3 separate regions of the Homo sapiens genome follow, and regions 1 and 3 are each linked to region 2. The links are chromatin contacts, found by Hi-C in ENCODE. All regions are on one chromosome and are shown on one strand. Each heading gives the region's core, a stretch centred on a gene start or an enhancer-like site at or near the end of the contact. The rest is flanking DNA. Distances are from core to core; before and after follow the strand shown.

What was found. Hi-C counts contacts between places; a loop is a spot of excess contacts on that map. Pooled maps may share reads with other maps.
Region 1: a loop to region 2 is called in a map of ascending aorta, with 21 times the contacts of the local background. The contact joins the promoter of BTBD7 here to the promoter of RPS6KA5 in region 2. A Hi-C loop is called at or near these places in 1 of 168 maps with a recorded cell type or tissue (ascending aorta), 1 of 37 single-sample maps with no recorded cell type and 11 of 50 pooled maps.
Region 3: a loop to region 2 is called in a map of ascending aorta, with 6 times the contacts of the local background. The contact joins the promoter of ZC3H14 here to the promoter of RPS6KA5 in region 2. A Hi-C loop is called at or near these places in 1 of 168 maps with a recorded cell type or tissue (ascending aorta), 1 of 37 single-sample maps with no recorded cell type and 6 of 50 pooled maps.

The regions. Positions count from the first base shown.
Region 1 is chr14:93,331,683-93,334,542 of GRCh38, forward strand. It overlaps BTBD7 (BTB domain containing 7), which reads right to left and starts at 1,354. Exons shown (of 11, transcript NM_001002860.4): 1 at 1,138-1,354. It also overlaps a transcript of UNC79 not described here.
Region 2 is chr14:91,059,373-91,062,266 of GRCh38, forward strand. RPS6KA5 (ribosomal protein S6 kinase A5) reads right to left here and starts at 1,269. Exons shown (of 17, transcript NM_004755.4): 1 at 960-1,269. The coding sequence starts at 1,062. It also overlaps a transcript of DGLUCY not described here. RefSeq lists silencers at 722-791, 862-991, 1,362-1,421, 1,642-1,771 and an enhancer at 999-1,579.
Region 3 is chr14:88,561,607-88,564,363 of GRCh38, forward strand. It overlaps ZC3H14 (zinc finger CCCH-type containing 14), which reads left to right and starts at 1,431. Exons shown (of 17, transcript NM_024824.5): 1 at 1,431-1,563; 2 at 2,045-2,087. The coding sequence starts at 1,528. RefSeq lists a silencer at 1,220-1,929.

The sequences.
Region 1 (2,860 bases), core at 104-2,603, 2.3 Mb after region 2:
CCAGTCTGGCCAACATGGTGAAACCACGTCTCTATTAAAAATACAAAAACTAGCCGGGCGTGGCAGCGGGCGCCTGTAATCCCAGCTACTTGGGAGGCTGAGACAGGAGAATCGCTTGAACCTGAGAGGCGGAGGTTGCAGTGAGTCGAGATCGCACCACTGTTCTCCAGCCTGGGTGACAGAGCGAGACTCCGTCTCCCCCCCCCCAAAAAGGTTGTTAGTTGAAAAAGCTAAGTAATTCTGTAAAAATGTCTACTTTCTCATTACAGTAAGATGTTTTCGCAGAGTTAACAGTGCTCTGGTGTAGATAACCAAGACTGCTTCTGTAAATTAGGCCTACTCCAGAGTACTTATTATCTGTGCTGGTATGTGAAGACGTGCAATTGTAGTTCACAGGAGAAACAACACTCCTCAGAGTTTCTTGAAAAACGGTGAGAAAGTTCTCACCCTCGGGGTAAAGCTAGCAAACACTGTGCAAATAAGGTACTGAAATATGCACACTTTTTGCCATTCAAGTAGTCCAACAAGCACAGCCTCCTCTTCTTTATCAAACACTCGGTATTGTCTCCCTCCCAACCTGTCAAAGCTCAATTCCAGGTTTATCCCGCAATAGTAACTTACCCGGACAATCTAACTTCCCCTGGGAGTAGCAGTCCTCAGGCCTGCTCCCTTCCCAGACCCCGCCGGCCACTCTCACGCCCACCCCTGGCGGTCGCAACCCCGCACCCGGGTAAACACGCGCCCCCGTCTCGGGAGCGGTTTCTCAGCGTCCTGGGAGCGACGGGTCCCGCCCCTCGGCGCCCGGAGCCCAAAGCCGGCCGGGCTGCCGTCGCGACTCCCTCGGGCCGCTCTCCCCGCCCCGAGCGCCACACCTCGCGCCCCTGCCCCAGGGACGGCGGCGCGCTCCAGCCCGCCCCTCGGAGCGCACAGAGACCGGCCAGTCCGGCGCCGCCGCGCCTCAGCCCCAGACGGACGACTGGCCCCTCCCCGCCCGGCGCCCCAGCGCCTCCCGCGGCGGCTTGGCCCCAGCCCCGGCGCCCCCACGCCTAAGAACAGCCCCTTCCTCTCCCGGACGCCCCGCGCCACACCGGACACAGCCTCGGCTCCACAGCCTCAGAGACACCAAGGGACACTCACCCCGGAGGCTCCTCCCGCCGCTGCTGCTGCCGCTGGGACCGCTGCCGTCGCCTCCGCCGCCGCCGCCACCAGCACCGCCGTCCGCACCGGCGCCAGCACCCCCGGCCATCCTCCTCCCACCGCCGCCGCCGCCGCCCTCTCCTCTCCTGTCAGTGGCTCAGGCTCCGGGACTGCTCCAGGTTCCCCTCGCCGCCATTTTGACTCCTAGACGGAGCAGGAGGGGCTCGGTTCGGCGTGGCCCTGGGGCGCCTGCGCGGCGCTGCGGAGCCGGCCGGAGCCCCCGCCCTCCCCTGCCGTCGTCCCGCTCAGGGTCACGTGGCCCGACGTCGCCGCGCGAGTCGGGCCGCGTGGGGGGGCGGTGCGTTCGCTGGATCCATGGGAGCGGAGTGCGCGCGCATTATTTTTGCTCGTCGGCTGGGAGCCGGGCGTCGGGTCGCTGGGAGTTTGCCTCTTGTGGCAGCATCCTGCTTAGTCCAGCGAATTGTGACACATTATTAAATGTATCAGAATATAAGAACTGTGTCACTACTACGTCACCAGATGGCCATTTCCACGAATTCATGTTTCCGTTCGGCGGCCGGCGTCCCTCGGGTGGTCGCATGCAATGAGTGCATCTTTCTCGAGAACAACTCTTCCGCGGAAAGTCATTGCTGACAGTCCTGGCATTCCGGTGGCTGCTTCTTGGCAGTGAGCACTTGTCTATCGTAAGCACTTGTCTGCATGGTACTTTTACAGGCACCACCTTGCTACTTGTGTAGTAGGTTAAAAAATAATCTTTAAGACACTGAAAAGTTTTCCTTAACAAGATACCCCTGTAAACAAAGGACAAAATTGATGAAAACACACAGTCGCCACGTGGGAGAGCCAAGTCGCTCTTCCCTAGATGCCCCTTGTTTGGGGGTTTGCAATAATTTCAGCGATGCAATAACAAAAATACTGTATTTATGGGGCACTGTCGTTTTCCAGAGAGATCCATGGTTTCATTTGAACGCCAAAGCCACCCTTTGTGGTAGTCAGGATAGGTGTTTTTATTGCTGTTTTACAACCAAGGAGACAGGCTCAGAAATACTAACAAGTAGGCAAGCCAAGATCAGAACCCAGGCATTCTGAACCCAGTGAGGAGGCACCGTTACACCTCCTTTTCCTCTGATAGACATTAGCAACTCTGGGAATTTATTTGAAAGTATTGTATTTGCATTTTCAATCTCTACCCATTGTTTAACAAGTTTTGTGTCACACAGTTTTTTGTTGTTGTTGTTCTGAAACCACCTCTAAGCTTCAAAGGATAAGAGCAATTTGGAATTTTGTGATGTGTTTTTAACCATCTCTTGACCCTCCATTATTTTATGCTTTTCATATTCAGTTGGAGACAATATCATTGTTGTTTTCCTCTGGACTTCCTTCAGATTTGTATTTTCCTCACCCTCATTCTTCATCACCTTACTTCCTTGAAAAGGATAGCTCTTTCCAATTTGTATTACTTCATTTTCTTTACCCATCTCACCCTTTTCACCCTCTTACCCAATCCTTGAAGGTTTGGAGATTGTAGCAGAGATTGTAGCAGTCCCTTGCCTGAAATTCCCCTCTAGCTGGTAAGGGTCACTTCAGTTGAACATACAGCCTCAGGGCGATAGACAAGAAATGCATGGAAAAGTGAGAAAATATAAAAGAAATAGGTCCATCTAATTGGAGCCAATGATTACCTCTGAGTGTCCACCTCTTG
Region 2 (2,894 bases), core at 19-2,518:
GCAGCTCTGTCAAAAACCTTCAACGCTCACAAACATATCTAGTAATAACGAACGACTCATTAAAATGTACTATCTGTTCAGAGAAAAAAGTATTAATATATCTACAATACGAGACTGGGCTCCAAGAATATAAATCCAAATTGTACTGATTGGTCTGAATAAGCATTTTCCAAAATGAACAACCTGAACCTACACCACGAATACATTTAATTAGTTATAAAGCTTAGGACAACGCTAGTGATCTCAAACATTAGAACGTAAGCGCTGAAGCCTGCTCGTTAGTTCCTTTTACCTGGAGCTTTAAATTTCTAAAGCCATCATCTCCAGGGACCTCTGAAGGAAATTCAAGGCCAAGTATAGTATTTCATGATAAGTGAGAATAAAGGCACTCAATCCCTGGAGCCGGCGATTCCTGTTCCTGTCTCTAGACTGGACTCGGTAAAAGCCCGAGGCGAAACCTCCCGTTTATCTCCTACAGGACCCCAGCACCTTAGGGGATGGCTCCACAGAGCCCCACCGGGACCCCCCATCGCGGGGACCAGAGGGGCGGAGGAGGGAGACACTCTCCAAAACAAAGCGCCGCTCGCCCCACGCGGAGGCAGGCGCACCTTTCGCCCTGACAGGACGCAGACACACGTGTGTCACCTGTGCGGGAAGGGGGAGCAGCGACATCCTCGGAGGTGCGTGCCACGGGCAGCGGTCGGCGGCTGCGCTGGCCCCGATGCCTGGTGCCCGCCGCTCATTCCCGGGCTGGGGAAAACTTTCGGCCGCCTCCCCCAAGGCGCGCCCCCACCTCCCGGGACCCCCGGGGCACGCGCCCCGACCGCGACGCCCCGCCCCAGGCCCGCCCCTCCGCGCCCACGGCTGCGGCCCCGCGCCCCCAGCCCCGCGCGGGCACCCGCGTGCCCTCAGGCGCGCCCCCGCGCCGGGCCCGGCCGGCAGAGGGCGGGGTCGCTCACCAGTCCGCAGCTCGTGCTTGACAGTGAGGAGCTGCTCTCCTCCGTCGCCGCCGTCCGCGCTGGTCCCCGCGGCGCCGCCGCTGCTGCCACCCTCCTCCTCCATCTTCTCCTTTTTTTCCGATCCCGCGGGTCGCTACGAGGGGAACCCAGGAGACAGCGGACGCCCGTCCCCTCGCAGCCGCTGCCGCGGCCCCAGGAGTCGGGGTGCGGCGGCTCCAGAACTCGGACGCAAAGACGAGTCTCTTTCCCGCTCTGGCCGCACGGCTCGCTCCTCGCCTCCTCCCCCTTCGGCGGGCACCGCTAGTACCGCGCAACCAAACCGCCCCCTGCTCCACCGCCGCCTCCTCAGGCCGCTCCGCCCACAGCCAGCAAGGTAAGGGAGCCATTCGAGCCGCCTTCGCTGATTGGACACAGGGCGCGCGCGTCTGCCAACGCCGGTTCCCATTGGGCAGTACGCTGTGACGTTTCACGAGCCTCCCCGCCTCGCTCCTCGAATTGTTGTTGCTTGGCGGGGAGGCAGGAGAGGGAGGAGCGCCGCCACTCCGATTGGTGAGACCCAAAGCTCTGCCCCGCCCATTTCCTCTGGTGCGCACTCGCAGTCAAGACCTTCCCTTCCCTGACCTCCCCAGAACGGTCACACCCCTTATTCCCCAGCTTCGATCTGTTAGTAAACAGTGTCTAGTAGTCAGGAGGCGCTCGGGGTCTCTGATTGGCTACTGCCGAAAGAGGCGGGGAGGGATGATTGGAACGTTTGGTCCGCCAATCACCGTGGACAGAGGAGGGGCCTGGAGGGTAGCGCTTATCACCCACGTGTTTGCAGACAAACCTAAGGGTCCCGGCAGCGATCCATGCGTGTGTGACAACCAGCGAGACGGCGTGCCCTAAAAAGGTCTTACTCGCTCTAGTGAACCCTAAACAAGTTAAGCAGAGTGTTTGTTCTTAAATAACAGATAGTTCTTAAACGTTACAAAAATTCACAGTCCCAGCTCCCGATGAGGAATTTTACGAAGGAGAGACATTTCTGTTTCGTACAAGACTCTTACTAGGCGCCGAAAGGATGCAGAGATTAACAAAATAGAATACAATTCCTCCCCTAAGCAGCTTTCAATAGAACGTGAGAAACAATCTGTGTGTGTACACAAAAGAACTATAAAGCAGAATTTGAAATAAAGCAGTCGTACAAAGCGTTAGAGAATCTCGCACGGATGGCAATAATTATTCCCAGACGAGGAACTGGGGAAAGCTTTTAGGGCAAGGAGGCATTTGAGATAACCAACGTAAAGGATGGATAAGAGAGAAATACCAGCAATAGACATTCCACACAGAGAGAGTAACTGTGAGCATTGGCCTACAGCAGAGAAGGCAAGGGTGGGTTAAGTGATTGATAAGGTTAGATGAAAGTATGATGTAAGAGATACAGCTGACAAGGTGAGGTGTGGTAAGATAATGGGGAACTAGGGATGCTGTGCTGAAGAGTGCAGATTTTTTTTAGTACACAGTGATGAACTGAAAAGAGGAGAGAGATAGCAGGGCAGGAATCCTGCTGCAAGGATAGAACTAAAGGGAACCTGATTTCTAGTAGCAGACACGAGAATGGGAAAAAGCAGAAACTTAAAGATGTACAGTTGGACGTAATTCAGATAGATGTGATCTTTTAAACTAAGCATGGATTGGATCAGGAGTCAGCACACTTTTTTCTATTAAGGGCCAGATAGTAAATATTTTAGGATTTGCAAGCTGTATGACCTTTTTCACAACTACTCAGCTCTGCCATTGTAGCGCAAAAGCAGTCATAGACAATAAATAAAAGAAGTAGCTGTGTTCCAATAGAATATTTTTTATGGACATTGAAATTTGAATTTCACATAGTTTTCATGTATCGTAATATATTCTTCTTTTAATTATTTTTGAATCACTTAAAAATATAAAAACAGG
Region 3 (2,757 bases), core at 181-2,680, 2.5 Mb before region 2:
CCACAAGGAAATGAATTATTTTTTTTTTTCCTGAGACAGGGTCTCACTCTCTCATCAAGGCTGTAGTGGCATGATCTTGGCTCACTGCAACCTCTGCCTCCCAGGCTCAAGCAATCCTCCCCTCTCGGCTTCCCAACTAGCTGAGACTAGAAGTGCATGCCACCACGCCCAGCTAATTTTTTGTACTTTTGAAGAGACATGTTTTTGCCATGTTGCCCAGGCTGGTCACGAACTCCTGGTCTCAAGTGATCCGCCAGCCTAAGCCTCCCAAACTGCTGGGATTACAGGCATGAGCCACCGCACTCAGCCAGAAATGAATTCTTGCTAACAACCTGAATGAGCCTGAACATAGATTCCTCCTCAGTCAAGCCTCCAGATGAGAATACAGCCTGCCTGACACGATTGTAGCCTTGTGAGACCCTGAGCAGAGGACCCAGTGAGGTTGACCCACGGAAACCATGAGATGATAAACGTTTGTGTTTTAAGCTGCTAAATTTGTGGTCATCTGTTATGCAGCAATGGATAACAGAGACCACTCTCAGGAATTAGTGGATATGAGGGAGAAAGGAGACCTCTCTGTGCTTCCTCTGTTTCCCAGGTTTTGTGATCAGGGATAGGGAGAATTCGGCTATTGATACAAATAGGGGAATCAACAGTAGTAACCTATTGAGTGGAGGAAGGGGAGATGAAGGCGACTTCTGTCTAAGCGCTGAGTTGGGAGAAAATAAGAGTAGTTACTTAGAATTTGGGAGTGGGGTTTGTGTGAGAATTCAAGGCTGATGGAAAATTCGGTCATTATCAGCACAGAGTTGACAACTTAAGTCCTAAGAACAAAAGTGTTGTCCCACGGAGGGTGTTCAGAGAAGCAGGAGGATGGGATTCGTCTCGGGGAGAGGCCACGGGTGGCCCTGGAAGAAGGAAGGCAGAACCAAACCCAGGAGGGCCAGTGTACTGCAGAGTCAAAGAGTTGACGGATTGGCTCTGTTGCTCTGGATAGTCCATTTTCCCTTCAAGGGTAATTGCAGTGCAACCTCTAATGGGCAGACTCCATTTTACAGGTAAGAAAAGTTGAAATACCTGGACCGATACCATACTGACAGTAAGTGAGGGCTGGATTTGAACTCGCGTCTCATATCACAGCCCAAGATCTTTCTGCTACACATTTAATTCATTCTTACCATCCAAGAGAGAATAAAATGAATAAGCGGAGGGCCAGCAGAGAGACTAACGAAAGGTCCCCGAGGTGCCCGGGAGGCGGAGCTGCAAGACCACCCGCACGCGCACGCCGCCGCCCTCCTTGCCTGAGCACAGGTTTCGCGGGTAGAAGGCGTGCGCAGGCGCGGACACGGGCGCATGCGCGTTCACTCCGGCGCGCAGTGCCGGCCGGGGCGGGGATACGCCGTGTGCGCGGCCGGGGGCGGAACGGAGGAGGAGGCGGTGGTGTCCCGGCTGCGGGGTAGGAGTCCGCGGCAGCCTCCGGGTAAGCCAAGCGCCGCGCAGTGCTGAGTTCCCGCACGCCGCAGAGCCATGGAGATCGGCACCGAGATCAGCCGCAAGATCCGGGTGAGGCCCGTGCCGGTCGGGGGTGGGAAGCCAGGTCTCGGCGAGCGGGCGGTTGTCAGGAGTAACGGGGACTGTGGGCCCGGGTGGACGCCGCGGCCTGGCCTCCGCTGGACGCTCCTGGCGGGCTGCGGCTCCTCCTCGTCCAGGCCGCCTCGGCCCTGGGGACATTTGCGGCCTCGGAGCGTGGCTGCGGCTGAAGTAGCCGCCGGGAAATGGAAGGACAGGCGCAGGCCCGGCTGGAGCCACCACCGCGGCGCACGGCGCCGCTTTGGATCCGCTGCGGGAGGTGGGCGCCGCGGGGCTGGGGCTGGAGCTGGAGTGGGGTGCGGGGTGGGGGGCGGTGCAGGCGAGGCTCCTCCCAGCCCCCGCCCGGGGGATCCGAGGTGCGCGCACCAGCAAAGTGGCCTCAGCCGCTGCAGAGTCCGGTCTTGTTTTCCTAGAGCCGCCTTTCTCACATGCACGTTTGCTCTTTTTCTCTCAGAGTGCCATTAAGGGGAAATTACAAGAATTAGGAGCTTATGTTGGTAAGTGTTTTTTTGGTTGTTAGTCTTACAGAATTTAGAGTTTGCAGCTAATAGAATTTTAGTGAATGCGTATTTCTCACCGTACTTTGGACATTGGGAGAGACTCCCTTCTACCTTCTTCAAATCTTATACTCCCTGGTTACTTCTTTATCATCTTTTTGCAACCTTGTTTTTTTTCTCCCAAACCTCCTTCTGTTATGGTGTTTTGAAATTTAGTTTCCTCCGTTAAGGCTCTGTTTGACCGAATTTTATTTTATGTTTTTCCTATTCTCTCTCTCTCTCATTTTAAATTCTAGGGACGGGTCTCGCTACGTTGCCCAGGCTGGTCTTAACTCCTGGGCTCAAGCAATTATCTGACCTTAGCCTCCCTAGGTGCTGGGAGTGCGGGGATTACTGGTGTGAGCCACCATGCCTGTTTAAAGTTTCCTATTCTTGTTACTTTCCTCTTGACATTTGTTTTTAGAACTCTGATGTTGGATGTGAATGTTTGATGCTTTCTGGCATTTGCTTCTGTAATGGTTCAGTGAGTTTTATTTTCCGATCTCTTTATGTTTTCCCTCTCTCTCTGAAACAGTAAGGCTTTTTCCGTCTCTTTATTCTTTTATAATTTGAGTGTTTACTCTGGGTCAGGTACTGTGCTTAACTATTGTATATGTATTAACTCAGGATA